2 separate regions of the Homo sapiens genome follow, and region 2 is linked to region 1. Evidence: chromatin loops called from intact Hi-C (ENCODE). Cell type or tissue: endothelial cell of umbilical vein. All regions are shown on one strand. Each heading gives the region's core, and the rest is flanking DNA. Links, peaks and the distances in the headings are about the cores only.

The links. Hi-C counts contacts between places; a loop is a spot of excess contacts. Peaks named below come from ENCODE experiments on the same cell type or tissue, not always from the same donor. Only the 100,000 strongest peaks of a DNase experiment are listed, where the experiment ranks them.
Region 2: a loop joins it to region 1, with 8 times the contacts of the local background. A loop is called at or near these places in 4 of 110 quality-filtered maps.

What each region holds. Positions count from the first base shown.
Region 1 is chr10:13,682,273-13,690,609 of GRCh38, forward strand. All of the region lies in intron 15 of FRMD4A (FERM domain containing 4A), which reads right to left. Among named protein-coding and RNA genes, the nearest start is that of PRPF18, 99 kb to the left of the region's middle. RefSeq lists a silencer at 4,435-4,554 and an enhancer at 8,247-8,337. In endothelial cell of umbilical vein, for the core only: no CTCF peak of the experiment used is centred there; DNase peaks (open chromatin) are centred at 1,839, 2,319 and 4,199; H3K27ac peaks cover 4,793 bases.
Region 2 is chr10:13,754,057-13,762,393 of GRCh38, forward strand. It overlaps FRMD4A (FERM domain containing 4A), which reads right to left. Exons shown (of 25, transcript NM_018027.5): 8 at 7,591-7,613. Among named protein-coding and RNA genes, the nearest start is that of PRPF18, 170 kb to the left of the region's middle. RefSeq lists enhancers at 3,497-3,686, 3,921-5,120, 4,269-4,966, 4,418-4,557. In endothelial cell of umbilical vein, for the core only: no CTCF peak of the experiment used is centred there; DNase peaks (open chromatin) are centred at 3,345 and 4,465; H3K27ac peaks cover 1,952 bases.

The DNA of each region.
Region 1 (8,337 bases), core at 60-8,059:
AATTCAGAGAGCTTCAAAATGTAGATGAGAAAGTCCATTTCGTGGACAAGCAAGGAAACGTAGAATGCTTGCAGATGTACCACCCACCGTGGCCACATCAATTCAGGAAGCTCAGGAGGAGAAGGGTAAGGAAATGAGTTTTTAGAGAACTCCTAAACAGGAGCTTCCTACCTGCTGCACTTCATTGAATCCTCACAGAGACATCATTCCCATTTTCTTTCTTTCTTTTTTTTTTTTTTTTTTTTTGAGACAGAGTCTCGCTTTGTCACCAAAGCTGGAGTGCAGTGGCCTGATCTTGGCTCACTGCAACCTCCACCTCCCGGGTTCAAGTGATTCTCCTGCCTCAGCCTCCTGAATAGCTGGGACCACAGGCACACGCCACCACGCCCGGCTAATTTTTATATTTTTAGTAGAGATGGGGTTAGTAGAGATATAGTATGTTGGTCAGGTTGGTCTTGAACTCCTGACCCTGTGATCCACCTGCCTCGGCCTCCCAAAGTGCTGGGATTACAGGCGTGAGCCACTGCGCCTGGCCTCCCATTTTCATAGAAAAGGTCACAGAGTCATAAGGAGGCTGAACTGGGAGTCTAACTCTGCTATTCTGTCTTCTGCCTCTTGCATAAAAACTCAACACGGGTAGGAGCTTTCTGTCTTGATCTCAGCTGGGCTGCCCTGGTAAACCTGTGTAGAAAGCAGTCACATCGACTCCCAAGTGGGGGCTCTTTGCGTGATAGTGCAAGCATCAAAACCTAAGAGAAGGAAGCAGGGCAGGGGCTCTTTGGATCACCCAGGCTGGAGTGCAGTGGCGTGATCTCAGCTCACTGCAACCTCCGCCTCCTGGGTTCAAGTGATTCTCCTGCCTCAGCCTCCCATGTAGCTGGGATTACAGCGCGCCACAACGCCCGACTAATAGAAGCCTCTGGAGCCCCTTCCACGTGCACGGTGGTGTGGGAGAGACACGAACAGCAGACATGCATCCAGTGCTCAGACCTGCCTGCCGGGAGGCAGAAGAGAGCAGGCCACAAGAATAGGCCGGGCCTGGTGGCTTTCACCTCTAATGCCAGCACTTTGGGAGGCCCTGGCGGGAGGATTGCTTAATGCCAGGAGTTTGAGACTATCCTGGGCAACACAGCGAGACCCTATCTGTAAAAAAAAAAAAACAAAAAATAAAAAAATTAGTTGGATGTGGTGGTAAACGCCTGTAGTCCCAGCTGCCCAAAAGGCTGAGGCAGGAAGATCCCTTGAATCCGGGAGTTTGAGAGTACACTGAGCTATGCTCACACCACTGCGCTCCAGCCTGGGTAACAGAGTGAGACCCTGTCTCTAAACAGACAAAAAAAAGAATGAGACAGGTAGTAGTTGCCGTAGAAGGTGGAAGGTGGAACCCACAGCCGGGAGCTAACTGGGTAATTAACGTGAATTGTAGCTGGTCACATCCAGTTTTTTTTTTTTCTTTTTGAGACGGAGTCTCACTCTGTCGCCCAGGCTGGAGTGCAGTGGTGTGATCTCAGTTCACTGCAACCTCTGCCTCCTGGGTTCAAGTGATTCTCCTGCCTCAGCCTCCCGAGTAGCTGGGATTATAGTGCGCCACCATGCCTGACTAATTTTTCTATTTTTAGTAGAGATGGGGTTTCACCATGTTAGCCAGGCTGGTCTCCAACTGCTGACCTCAAGTGATCTGCCCGCCTTGACTCCCAAAGTGCTGGGATTACAGGCGTGAGCCACTGCACCCAGCTGGGTGACTTTTTTTATTGCCTCTCTGAGAAGGTTAAGCCTGCCTCTGAATTATTGTCAGGAAAACAGTGTCATCAGGTCAGTTCTCCAGCAAAAAATCTTTCCTCCCAGTTATCGGGAGGAAATGATCTACTTGAATGATACTAAAGATAGAATCTGTTGTTTTTGGCGACCTTATGAGCACATTTCAATCCTAATCCAAAGGATTTTCATTGAACTAGTTCACTAATAATCTGGCCAACGAGGAAGACAAAAAGGGCTGACCCTAAAAAGACAATTCCCATCCAAGCAGAGAGAGAGATGGAGTTACTCACGCCAAGTCAGAAAGTCATTTTCGGGGGCATTTGGAAATCTTTGGAGTGAACTTCCCGATGCTATGAACATTGTTTGAGACCCTGGAGACACTGCCTGTGTCACTGTGGGTTTCCCAGCTTCCAGCCGGGGAACTCCAGACTCCAGCCGGGGACAGCTGGGTGTGGAGGAGCGGATGTGGAGGCAACGCCAGCAGCACAAACAGCAGCTCTCCTCCCGGCCGGCAGACACATGGAAGGACAGCCTCTTTCAGCCTCATTCAGCCGCGAGCCAGAAATGCTCCAATTGTTCAGAAGACCCTGGGCGACTCAGCACCGGATATGAGCGCACATTCTGCCAGGAGGACGTTGTCAGGAGCCACGCGTGGCTCATCTGTTTTTGACACAGAGGGGATATTGATGACCAGCCACTGATTTCAGAAGACAGAGAAGGGGTGCTTTCCTCTCTGGAAGGAGGGGAAACTTCAAAGCAAACAATGCTCCAAAGAAGAAAGGAATCGGTTGTTCTAGAACTAAAGAAGGGAAATGACAATCCGTCTCTTTAGACCTTAGAGAAAAAAAAAAAAAAATGAAGAAGGCGGTATATTCCCAGCAGATCAGTAAAAGCTGTAAGGAAAAGTTTTGGCAGACATCCCAGGAATAAATATGAGGAAAAGGTTAGAATTCTTCTTTATGATAAAAAGATATTTATTTCCTTGACAAATCCTCAGTGATGAATTCCTTACATAAAAGATGTCCCAGGAGACCACGGGAAATAATGCCACATTGCAGACTGCAGGATAAACGTGTCATCTCTGGGGACTGTTATAGAGAATTAGATGTGATTTTTAACATGAAAAAATGCATGCTTGGAGAACTTTTCATCAGGCTTAGAAATTTTAGAAATAAAATAGTTCATTTCAGAGAGCATTGAAATTGAAGCTCTTTGAAAACCAAGCACCTTTTGATGGTGGCTGGGAGTCTCTGGAAGAGCTTTGCTTTCTGGCTAGATTCCATGGCTCACTGGCACTCGGTGAAGAGTGCAAATGTAATTTAACAGAGAGAGAGGAGAATGGAAAAAAATAACTGAACATTCATTTTAAAAAATTAGCAGCATCCAGTAAAATACCCAGCTGAAACTATGGTTTGTAAATCCTACAGTTTCCATTTCTTAGGCTGTGAAATGAGGGAGCTGACCTATCTTCTGGGTCCAAGCTTGTTAGGCTATTGCAATACCAACGTTTGCAGGTTAACTGTGAATTTCAGTCATCCTCATTCTGTGCTCCCAGCAAAGGAGCACTGCAACAGAGGGCTGGCCCTAAATGGGAACAGAGAAACGCTCGTGGGAAGTGATAGTTATATCTCTTTTTAGTATTTAAAATTTCATCACAGTCCTACCCAGTCAGGAGGCTGAGGCAGGAGGATCGCTTAAGCCCAGGAGTTTGAGGCTGGAGTGAGCTAGCATTGCACCACTGCACTCAGGGCGACAGAGCGAGACCCTGTCTCAAAAAAAAGTTATCATTGGAAAGTCATTCATTTAGGTTATACATTGTCATTTGGTCCTGGTTCCCTTTAGTGGGCAAATGCTCCTTTATTAGTAACACCTCAGGGGATAAATATAGCTGTGTAAATGACTTTGTCTTTATTTCCCCCAAAATAAGAACAGAAAGGGATAACGACTCTGTCTCCCTCTCAATTTTGACTCAGGCCAGTCCTGCTCAAACATGTCCAGAACCATCCATTCCCCAGAAAGAGATTTCGCAGCTCTCCCTGGGCACACGGTCCAGCATAAACAAACCCTGGCACAATCCGACTTTGGCTGCGCCCTGGGGCAGAGCAGAGGCTATGACCAAAATTAAGGCCCCTGGAATCCTGTCCATTGTTAGACCTAAAAGGAGAGGCCACAGGCCATGGGTAATGGAGGACTTTAAAAGGCCAGGAACAGAGATACAGGGAGGAGAAGGAGGAAGGACAAAAGAGAAGGGATGAAGACAAAACCGAAAAACGTCGTGTGATTTATATCAGCGCAAGGCAGTGAATTCTGAGCTGAACACAGCCGCCATCATGACGCTGACAGAGCCTATCAGCTCCCCTCTCTGTTTGGAGAGATGTCAGATAGCTGGCACTCTCATTGTTACATTAGTTATTAATAAACTCCTTAACAATGGGAGGAAGTGCTAGCATTCAGAGAATGGGAGTGTGTCAACAGCTGAGGACTGAATGTGGACGGATCCCAGGCAATGCCAGGCCCATGTTTAGCACAACCTGTTTTCTCCCAGAACAGAAAGTGTCAGAGCCAGGGTACAATGACAGACTGCAAGTTTTGTTTCATTTCTCGTTTTTTAAACCCAAGATCCATCACCAGATTCTTCGCAATCTTGCTGATCACACTGCAGATGACTCAATGGCCATCTCAGTAATCACACAGCCAAATTCCTACTTGAAAACACAACATATCCCTTAGTTTTACAGAGAATGGGTCGTTTATGGCCCTAGACTTCTAGTCGAGAAGCCAAGATCAGCCTCATCATCTCATTTAAGAAATGCTGCAGTCCCATTTATTCGTTTCAGTGGTTAATACAACAAGCCACACGTCCCTGCAGCACACTGGGTATTTCCTAAGTGGGTTTGTGCTATTTTCCTTAAAAAGCCTGAGAACAAAAACTAACTCTCCTAACTCCCATTGAAATCAGAACTGTTCTCTGATGGCTTGGCCAGGTGTGGTGGCTCAAGCCTGTAATCCCAGCATGTTGGGAGGCCGAGGCAGGCAGCTCACTTGAGCTCAAGAGTTCGAGACCATCCTGGCCAACATCATGAAACCCCATCTCTACTAAAAATACAAAAATTAATTAGCCAAATGTGGTGGTGGGCAACTGTAGTCCCAGCTGCTCAGGAGGCTGAGGCAGGAGAATCGCAGATAACCCGGGAGGAAGAGGTTGCAGTGAGCCGAGATCATGCCACTGCACTCCAGCCTGGGCGACAGAGCAAGACTCCATCTCAAAAAACAAAATGAATGAATGAATGAGCTGTTCTCTGATGGCAAATCCCCAAAACAACACTTAGAACAAATCTCAGGCTCTGTCTCACTTTCAGACAAGCTATGAATGGGCTGTGTGTCTTCACCTACAAAGATACACCCAGTTATTGTTGCTTTGTTGTTGTTATTCCCTTTTTTCTCCCCTCCAACATTTTCTGGAATTTCAAGTAACATGAGATGGGAAGGAAGGAATAAACCCATTCAAGTTCTTTCAACATGGATTTTGGATTCTTTTTTTAAAAGACCCTGAACATGTCTTAACCAGATGGTTTGAATTCATAGTTGTTCTCTCAAACTGTACCTGAACTTTCTGCAAATGTGTTACCTGAAGACTTAGGAGTGAAAGCAACAGAGAGACGCAGCTACAAATGTGGAAGCAATCACTGGGCTGTCACAGGGCAGAGTGAATCCAATGCACCCTGCCTGCTCCCCCTCCAGTGGTCAATAACAGAGGCACTGAGCACCTGCACAAATGGATTCAGGACGCGGGTTCCACGACTTTCCTCCCATCTGAATGCCACTCAGTGCTGCATGGGGAGGTGAGAATTTCATTCCTTTTCTTCCAACACAGGCTTACAGCTCTGATTCAGATGGTTCACCACCTCTAAGGGCCTCCACTTAAATACAGGTCTACGGGGTCTCACAGGGGACAGCTCTGCGTATCACTACTACGGGATTCAGGGCCCTGATCTCAAGCCTTAACCAATCACTTTAACTACGCTGAAATCATCTGCCATTGAGTCATCTGCAGTGTGATGAGCAGGACTGTCAAGAATCTGGTGACAGCATAGCAAAGACTTGGAACCAACCTAAATGTCCAACAACGATAGACTGGATTAAGAAAATGCGGCACATATACACCATGGAATACTATGCAGCCATAAAAAATGATGAGTTCATGTCCTTTGTAGGGACATGGATGAAACTGGAAACCATCATTCTCGGCAAACTATAGCAAGCACAAAAAACCAAACACCGCATGTTCTCACTCATAGGTGGGAATTGAAGAATGAGAACACATGGACACAGGAAGGGGAACATCACACACTGGGGACTGTTGTGGGGTGGGGGACAGGGGGAGGGATAGCATTAGGAGATATACCTAATGCTAAATGACGAGTTAATCGGTGCAGCACACCAACATGGCACATGTATACGTGTGTAACAAACCTGCACCTTGTGCACATGTACCCTAAAACTTAAAGTATAATAATAAAAAAATTAAAAAATTTACTATTAAAAAAAAGAATCTGGTGACGGATCTTGGGTTTAAAAAATAAAAATGAAGCAAAATCTACAGTCAACTATGTTGACTTTTTTATTTGAAATGCTAATCCGTGGCTCAGGGCATTGGTAGGTATGGATATTGACTTCTTTTTTATTTATTTACTTATTTTAGAGACAGAGTCTCGCTCTGTCTCACAGGCTGGAATGCAGTGGTGTAATTTCAGCTCACTGCAACCTCTGCCTCCTAGCTAGGCTCAAGTAACTCTCCTGCCTCAGCCTCCCAAGTATCTGGGATTATGGGTGTGTAATTACACGCCTAGCTAATTTTTATATTTTTGGTAGAGACCGGATTTCATCATGTTGGCCAGGCTAGTCTCGAACTCCTGCCTGCCTTGGCCTCCCAAAGTGCTGGGATTACAGGCCTGAGCCATTGCACCTGGCCTGGCTTCTTTAATAGGTATCAATGACATTCTTCATTTCTTCAGCATCTGAGGCCTCAGATACCAAGTACTAGACTTCAGTAGTTTTAAAGGTAATTATGTGTCCTTAAACAGGCAAACCACCTTCAAAGTTACTAATAGTTTAGAAACATTTTACGTCTTTTTTTTAAATCAATGAGCAGTACACAAACTCTTTGCGGGGGGGGGGGGGGGGGGGGGGAGGGCTATAACTTTGTAAAATGCTGTGTATAGTACCTGGCAGAGTTGGGAGCTAGCAGAAATGTTTATACCACAGAAATCTTACAGTGTTGTGACATGGCTCAGACACACCATGATTTGGGTTTAGATGAGGGTCAGAGAATAATTGAAAGATGACAAGATGGATACTACTGCAGGACACTGACGTGACACAAACTTTAAAGGTCTCATACCAGTGTGACAAAGGCTTACAATATAATTTGGGAAAAAAAGTACTGGAGACAGATCCTATGGGAGGTATCAGCAAGGCCCAGGGTACCATACACTCTAGGAACATAGATTAGAAGATTCTTTTTTTTTTTTTTTTTTAAGAGACAGGGTCTCACTCTGTCACCTAGGCTGTTAGTATAGTGATACCATCATAGCTCACTACAGCCTTGAACTCCTGGGCTCACGTGATCCTCCAGCCTCAGCCTCCCAAGTAGTGGGAAATATAAGCATGCACCACCATGTCCAGCTATATTAAGAAGATTTTTTTTTTTTTGGTACAGATGGTGTCTTGCTATGTTGCCAAGGCTGGTCTGGAACTCCTGGCTTCAAGTGATCCTCCCCACCGCCCCAAACCCCTACCCTCCTGAATAGGCGTGAGCCACTGTGCTGGGGTGAATATTCCTAAAACACAGCACATGCAGGAGTCTTATTAGTATCCTTCACAATTTAATTCAATTTCAATAACTGTGCATCAAACACCTATTGGGTGTTGGGTACTGGGCAAGTATTAGAAAATTCTGAAATGGAGACTAGTTTCTCAAAATGCTTTTAAGGAACAATTATTAGACACTATCTAACAAGGAGGTGAAAGAGAGAAAACAGTTGACCCAACTGGACACTGGGTTATACATATCACCTTTTCTGAATGAACATCAGAAAATAAAATCCGGCAAGTGTAATAAGAGTATTAACAATTAGAGCTCTCCTGGAATTGCAAGCAGCGGGGCTTGTCCCCTTTGTGGGAACACATTCTAGGCAAGAGGGCAGAAAGGCAGGAAGAAAGGGATGGAGATGAGCCAGCCGCCTAGATCTTCAGGCCAAGGCTAGATTTCCCCATTGCAAGGGATGTCGAATCAGCCCCTTCCAGATGGCGCTGCCAATGCTTTCATCACGGGAAAGCTTTATCCTCCTGGTGCAAGGAAACACAGGCAGCCGTCAGCCATCCCAGCGGGAGGGAGAACAAGATCTAGGGGTGCTAGAAATTCCCTTTGTTCCCTGATGGAATGTTTCCTGTTTGCAGTGCGTCCCCCCACTGTCTTGGCCCTCCTAAGTCACAGGAGGTGGGTGTGGGGCACCCCAAGGAGCCTCCACCCTGGCACTAAAGGATGTTTTTCAGGCTCAAACTTGCAGGGCTGGTAAG
Region 2 (8,337 bases), core at 73-8,072, 72 kb after region 1:
TTAACTTTCTATATTTCTCAGTATCACCCTTTAGTTTCAGAATTTCCACTCTGAAAAACTGACACAGTACCATAGCCATGAAACGTTTTGCTGTTCACAGGTATAACTGAAAATATGATATTTTAATATGTTAAATAAATGCCTAACAAAAGAAGTAAGCTGTCATAATACAAAATTTCCTCCTTACTTGGCTTCTAAGCAATTCGCATAGAATTTGAAGAATATCATCCTGCAAAAAAAAAACTACCCTATCCCTATCCAAATACTTTTTTATGCTTTGAAAATGTGAATTACACACTTGAAAGCTCCATCAAATAGACTTTAGTGCACAAAACAAAGCTTTCTGTAACAATTTATAACTTTTCCACTTGAACATTTTGCTTCAAATTTTCACAGATTCTGTTCCTTTCAAAAGCTCTTGCTGGTGTGAAAGATTCCATCTGCTCTTCAATTACTCATGGCCCTTAAAGTCATTTTTAAATCATGGGAAAACGCCACACACAATTCTTTCGTGTGTGTGTGTGTGTGTGTGTGTGTGTGTGTGTAAAACAGTATATAAATAGTATATGAGAATTATATTAATTTCAATTCTTCCCACAAAAACTCTTCTTTGGGCTGTTAGGTGTGTTTCAAGTTTAACAGATCAACTTTTTTTTTTCTAGGATGTTTCCAACAGGGAAATTTGAAAGTTTAGGTAGATATTAAAGTTACTGTTAAGTTACATAAGTTATGTTCCCAATGTTAACTATTTCAGACATAACTGAGTATTTTTTCAGGAATTATCTAAAAGCCTCAGCAAGTCTATTTCTCGTACCATATGATCATGCCAGCTGTTTATTTTCAAGTGGTCAATTTAAAAATCGTAGGGAAATATGCCCCAAATGATCTAATAACGATTTGAAACCGAGCTAGCTAGAGCTAGAGCTAAAGCTGTGGTAGTAAAACCACTTCTGTAAGTGCAGGGAAATGATATTGGTATACTAGGAATTGTGATTTACAGACTGCTGCTTTAGATTAATCAAGTCTCCATGTTGTAGCTGGCAAGAAAATGACTTTGTCATCTTTTTAAAGATCGCAATCGATATAAACGTTTATATTACTCAAAAAAAGTCTTTTAGAAGAAAATTAGTTCTTCGTGTTCTTTTCCTGTTGATCATCTAAAGCTCTTCCTCTAGCCTGTGACTTCCCAAAAGGCACCCTCTGGCCTGGCAAAAAAGACTTACAAACCTGGAATTTTCGGATACCAGTAAGTTGAGTTCAGTTTATATTAATTCACACATGGCTCTTTATAAAGGCAGAACAGATTTCAAAGAAAGAAAGAGAAAACCAAGAAGGCACTCTTTTTGGGCCATAAAAATTTCTTTCCACACTAGTGAGCACACCATCCCATGGTTTATAGAAGATAAAATACTAAAAGGTCTTTACATTTTTGCCTCTAACCGCTCCCCTGGGCACCTAATAACATGTGGTTTGTGGAAGTTAATGGGAATTTTTCAGCACAAATAAATACTCCAACTCCTCTTCTAAAATGGAGGTGAAAATCAATTTTCCTTGTTAATGAGGGACTGCTACTATTTGTTTCCATTGATTGGGTGATGCATTGTTCTGTTTCTAAAAGCAAGCTGTTTTTCATTTTTTGTTTTAAAGAAACAGAATTAGTAACTTGCAGACTGACACCACAGGTATACACTAAGATTTCTTAGCCGACACTCACTAAGCTCTGATAAGCTGATATTCTCTCACTTGGACTGGCATTTCATCTTGTAGAGATGTCATGTAAACTGGCCCCCAAGTATTCAATCAAAACCTGAGTTCTTTTCCTTTGGTGGCTATGTTTATTTGGAATGGTGAGCCTGTAGACACAGGGTCCCTTCCATCGCCTCTTAAGCATGTGATGGGTTCTGCTGAACAGAGCCAGGTAGGCAAAACGTGGACCAAGAATCTTTACACGGAATTTCCTTACTATCTGTCTTTTCCAGGTGCTGTTTGCTTTCTGGTCTTAATAAATCTCATGCTGGGAGAATCCTGTTTTAGTGATTAGCATCAGTATATCCAGTCCTCGGAAACAAAAATATTTCCAGGTCCCAGAAGAGGGTCCAGAGTAACACAGCTTTACTGATCTGGTTTCAATAAATCTTGTTAACAAAAAATTCTATAGAACAGATGTTTTTTACTTGTCTCTGTTAATGTATGGACGATTCTTTATTTCAAAGGTAGTGTGATTTTGGCATTTGTGATTTGCATTGTTTAGCGCAAAGCATTTTAAAAGTACTTCAATATTGCAAAATGCTAAACGTTATTTTTTATTTTATTTTTTGAGACAGGGTCTCGCTCTATTACTCAGGCTGGAGTGCAGTGGTGCAATCTCGGCTCACTGCAGCGGCAGCCTCTGCCTCCTGGGATCAAGCAATCCTCCCACCTCAGCCTCCCAAGTAGCTGGGACTACAGGCACACGCCACCATGCCCGACTAATTGTTTTTGTATTTTTAGTGGAGACGGGGTTTTGTCACGTTGCCCTGGCTGGTCTCGAACTCCTGGCCTCAAGCAATCCATCCGCCTCGGCCTCCCAAAGTGCTGGGATTAAAGACGTGAGCCACCATGCTTTGCTTAAAGTTATTATTTTAAGAAAATTTGCGGCACATTTTTAGAAAGATCAGAAGGGCTGGCAGAGGTGAAGTGATTCTCAAAATCAGGGTAAGGAGATTGGCTGATAAGGTTTTCAGTTAAGGTCCCTTATAGACAAAAACCAAAAAATCAAGTTTTTGTATGTGATATCTCCCTCAGTACAGTGTTGCAATGAGACTTCTGTTAAATTAAATTAGAATATAACTAGAAAATTGGACGTCCTATCAGTCGATTAAATGAGGTATTCTCTGCACTGAACTTTTTAAGGAAGAGAACATTAGTTTTTCTATCATAACCCAAGAGTTTTTAAAAAAGCTTTGAAACAGAAAACATCAGTGCTCCATTCTCAAAACCCTGCACTGTTTACGATGAATAAAGTATGTAAGAATCATAGATAATGTCTGTTAGTTAGTTGGCCAATGGTCAACAGCGATTATCGAAAGACAATTTTTTGTTTTTAAACTGCATCGGTTCTTGTCTTCCAAATATTTGGCCCACAGCTGCCTTTGTTAACAGCTTGGAGGCTACTGAATTGTTTTTAAAGAGAAATGCCAACTCTACTGACTTCCTGATTGTCGACAGACATGAGGTTTTTTGTTTTACATGTATATACATCAGGAAATGAAATGAGATTACTACATGCTGTGCTAAGGAAAACAATAAAAGTGAAAAAATGTTATTTTTAGATAAGACTATTTCCTAAACCTTTAGAAGTATCGTACAAATTTGTCCTCCATTTGGTAGAATATGAACATGTGTGGTCTGTATCTCTTCTATGGCAGGCGATACTAATCATCTATCTAGATAACAGTCATTTTCTCTCAGCACGCTAAACCTGACATTTCAGTGTAAAGTCCAATAAGACAAGGAAGTGAGCTATTTTGTTAGTGGGAAAGAAAAGACAGTTATGTAAGAATAAGCCTTCAGGCATCTGCTGAGCAAAACAGAGAGCCCAAAAGAAGAAACGGAAGAGCAAGTGAGTTTCATGAGAAAGAGTAGCTACGGTTCACAGTTGTCTTTATATAGTTCTCTTTCCATTAAGGTGTATCAGCACTTTTGACTTCGTCTTTTTTTTATTTGAGAGGGAGTTTTGCTCTTGTCACCCAGGCTGGAGTGTAATGGCACGATCTCAGCTCACTGCAACCTCCGCCTACCAGGTTCAAGCAATTCTCCTGCCTCAGCCTCCCGAGTATCTGGGATTACAGGCGCACACCACCACACCTGGCTAATTTTTGTATTTTTAGTAGAGACAGGGTTTCACCATGTTGGCCAGGCTGGTCTTGAACTCTCGACCTTAGGTGATTCACCTGCCTTGGCCTCCCAAAGTGCTGGGATTACAGGCATGAGCCACCACACCCAGCCCTTGACTTCTCTTTTGTAAAAGCAATCCCCTTTTCTCTTGTACCTCAAGGAAACTGCTCCCATAATTTATGAATTAATACTCATTCCACATAAATGTAATTTGGATATAGTCCCTGAAATGTAAATATCTAGGATAATAGTATCCTGAAGAAAATAGCCTTTTGGGAAGTTTTAGATTCAGGACCTTTCAGGCTATGAAAGAGTTACTTTATCTTTTGTGTGTGGCCATTCATTTAAAAGGTTATTGGATCCTCTGGATTTTAGAAGATCTTTGAGTTCAGCCCTAGACCCTGTGTTATATCTAGAAAAGCCTTTTCTAGGGTTCTGTGTGTTCTAAGCTGGTATTTTATTAATGTGGTTCAGGAAAACATATCTACAGTATGGAAGTCAAAGCCATTCCTTTAAATAAAACTGAGGTTATATAGTCATGCATTTAATAATAGTGATAGATGCAGGAGGCATGCAGATGCAGATAAGGAAACCTGCACAGGGTCTTGCCCGGGCGTGCCTGCAAGGGACTGGGGCCCACATGTGCACTAGGAGAAGGGGGTGGAGCCACCAAGAATTCATGCCTTATGCAGGGGAGGAGACTGATATTCAATCTGTGAGGTGGGAGCCTGTTGGCAGGACCCTCTCTTTTTTTGCTGAGAGCCTTCTTTTCGCTTAATAATCCACTCTCCTCTCCCTTCAGTGTGTCCATGTGCCTATTTTTTCCTGGTCGTGAGACAAGAAGCTGGATTTTAGTTGAACTAAGGAGCAAAAAATCCTGCATCAATAGCAAAAACAACTTTCTATAATAAATCATAAATAAATTTATTTATATAAATTACATAAGTTATGAGAATGGGACATCTAAAATACCTAATGTTTAGCCACTGAACCGAATGTGGTCAATTTCGACGTGTTGGGTATCTTCCCAGAAGCAGATGGGAAGGAATTTGGAATTACTTCTATTACTCCACAATTTTAGGCCACTCAAGTGTACTAGTTTCTCTGGACCTCTGAAGATGGCTTTACTAGCATGGGCCTGCTACAGAAAAAGGGTGTTTATCAGAGACTCCCATGTAACAAATCACCCCCACCGTCCATGGTGTAGGTTTTAGGCTGTGAGATAAACTGACCTTTTGGATAAGGTGTCTGACCTCTCCCCTCTCCTGACAGTGATTTCTCTTCCCAGACAGCTGCGCTTACAAACAAACTGCTAGGTAGCAGTAGCACTTTGACAAATGGAGCACAACCCGGATCCTTTGTTTCTTTGAATTCAGCCAACAAGCTGGCATTCCAGAAGCTCATTAGGGGGCCATGAATTACTGTGGAGGCCAAGCCTGCACTTCCTTCTCCCTGGCAATCCATGTGGCCACACGTTCCCATGATCCGTGGGGCCAGATCATGCTATTCCCAGTTCACATTCCATCCCGTCAGGGTACTCTCAAAATAAATAATATTTACAGCAGAGTTCAGAGCTGGCGAAAGAAATGTGGAGGGAAAAATGTGAGTAAGTAGACTAGACACTGGAATCCATTGGATTTGTGGTTTTTAAATCATTTTTTCATGGGACTTCAGAAATCTTTGTAAGTAGATATGGACTGGCACTTATCAAAACCCCAAATTCCAAGGCCAAATTAATGTCATAAAAAAGTGACAAATAAAAATTGTAACAAGATTTAGTTTCTGTAACCTGAAAACATTATGTTTAGCAAATTCGGTAAATGGTTACTGGCCACCTACAAAGTTCAAGGTCTCCAGCCAAAGCTACTTACAGTCATTATCTATTTAAAAATTTGACTACCACTGCTTTATACCAAAAACTTGGAGAACTTAAATAAAAGGGGCCTGGAGGTCTCTTTATGCAAATATTCAAACAGAGCTGAAGAGATGGCATTTGAGATCAGAGTCAGCAACTACAACCCCCTAGACAAATCCAGTCCTCTGCTTGTTTATGTATTACCCATGAACTAAGGATGGCTTTTACACTTTTAACTGATTGGAAAAAGAAACCAAAAGAAGAAGAATATTTTGTGATACATGAACATTTATATGAAATTCATATTTCTGTATCCATAAATAAAGTTTTATTGGAACACAATCAGGCTCATCCATTTACTTATCCTATGGGGCTGCTTTTGCACTTAGGAAGAGTTGTGTAATTGAAACAGAGATCGTACTGCGTGCAAAACTCAAGATACTGACAATCTGGCCCTCAACAAAAAAAGCTCGCCGATCCTTGTTTTAGACTGTAAAATAATTTTTTGCTTTTGCTGAGATGTCTGACTGAGAACAGTCAACATAGTGAGAGCTCATCTCTACAAAAAATAAAATAAAATAATTAGCCCGGTGCAGTGACTCATGCCTGTAGTCCCAGCAACTTGGGAGGCTGAGGCAGGAGGATCACTTGAGCCCAGGAGCTGGAGGTTACAGTGAGACATGACTGCACCACTGCACTCCAGCCTGGGTAACAGAAGGAGACCTTGTCTCTGAAAAAAATTAAAAAATAATAATAATAAAAAAGCAAGCATGAGAAGTGTACATGGAGAGCAAGGAGAAAGCAGTTGAGACCTGAAAAACCAGTGACAAAGACAGCCAACTACAGGTGGCCACCAACAGAAGTAGTTTTTGCTGCATTTACAGATAAAATCCCTCAAAGCATGGGGAAACAGACAGGTTCTTAGATGGAGCAGAGGTACGATCTGTGTTTCTTTTTAATACCAATTTGCTAATTTCCTGTTAATGGGCCAGAACCTTACGCCTTGATGCTTTCCTTTCCTGTTCATGTGGTTCACTCTTTTTGCCTCTAAACCTTGATTCTCCAGAATGGGCTACCCTGGCCTTTTTTTTTTTTTTCAGAGGAGCTTGATCAAACAGAATCCCAGGAATAACGACTATCTTTGAGCAGATAGTCCTGCTAGTGGTTGGCTACACCCTCTGCTCTGTGCAGGGTCTGGTGATGATCACAAGAGATTTCAGGGCGATTTCAGGGCAATTTCAGCCATACTGATCAACATATGGTGATGAATGAAATAAATGACAAGTTTGCAGTTTTACAGGGTTATTAACAACATTCACAGATTCCCAGTAGTTGTCTGTTTATGTTTTCTCCAACACAATATCCTAAGACAGAAGGAAAGCAGAGGTGGGGTATTTTTATGTTGTAACATTTTCACGAATGAAATTTCCCTGTAAGAAAGTATTTTGTCCCTTGAGGGGCAGGGACTACATTGAGAGAAAAAAAGATGTCCACCTACTTGTCAGGACTGACAGGTTATCTGCAATCATATTTACACCACAGTGGTGATTCCAGCCTCTACGAGACATTTGAGCAGCCTGTCCAACCTCAGGACAATGGGCATGTGTGACGCTGGGCCTAATGTCAGCTTTCCAGTAATCTCCGGGCTTTGCATGTAGTGGAGAATATCTCCCTTGCTATTACTATATTTTCTCCACCTGATCTATCTGTTTCAGTGGACAAGTTGAGAGTTAGATCTCATCATTAACATATAACATGAATAAATTGTCCACCTAAAAAGGACATCCTGATTAGTTTCTTTTAATAGAGAAGCAAGGGCTTACATTTTAAACAACACAACAACAAAATTGTAAACTTACCTAGAAAAATCTCCCTTTGCCTCCTGTAGAAGAAAAAATTCAACATCAGCGAAATACACTAAGCCAATGTTAGAGACTCTAAAGTACATTCTATAATCATGAGAGTTTCTCTACTGAATGAGATGAGTTCAGCTTCCTGCAGTTATCATCCTATTTGCTGCAGGAATACAATTAAAACTGAATGCACACCTTTGCCATTTGAATATGAAATATGAAACTAAACTCTAGAAACTTATATACAAAGTAAGTGATTCATAATGACAAAATGCACATCTCCACCTCTAAGCCTGGGTCTGACATGTTCTAGATTAAAGATTCTAAATATGAACATGTATCTGGATAGAACTGTCGATTTCTAGGGTCAGTTTTTGTTTTGGTTTGTATTTTATGCTAGTTCCCAATTATACTGAAGACTCTGGAGGTAGGGACCAGAGAAACTTTAGTGAATCCAGTATAATGCCCTGAACATAGTAGTTGCTCAGTAAATACTTATTGAAGGAATAAAGAAATGATATCATTTTAACTCATCTTGCCACTATTAAGCTAATATTCTATAACATCTTTTTTTACGTTTTATTTTTGCATAACCTAAAGGGCTTTACCTTGTCTTTCTAGGGGGCAGAACATGATTTTTTGGCCACTAACTCTAGCTATTCACTTGGCTTTCTCCAGGGTGGAGGTACCAAACCCAAAGAAAATGGGGTCAGTAAATGATCTCAGTTTCTCCCAGGCTCAGGTTAAACACAC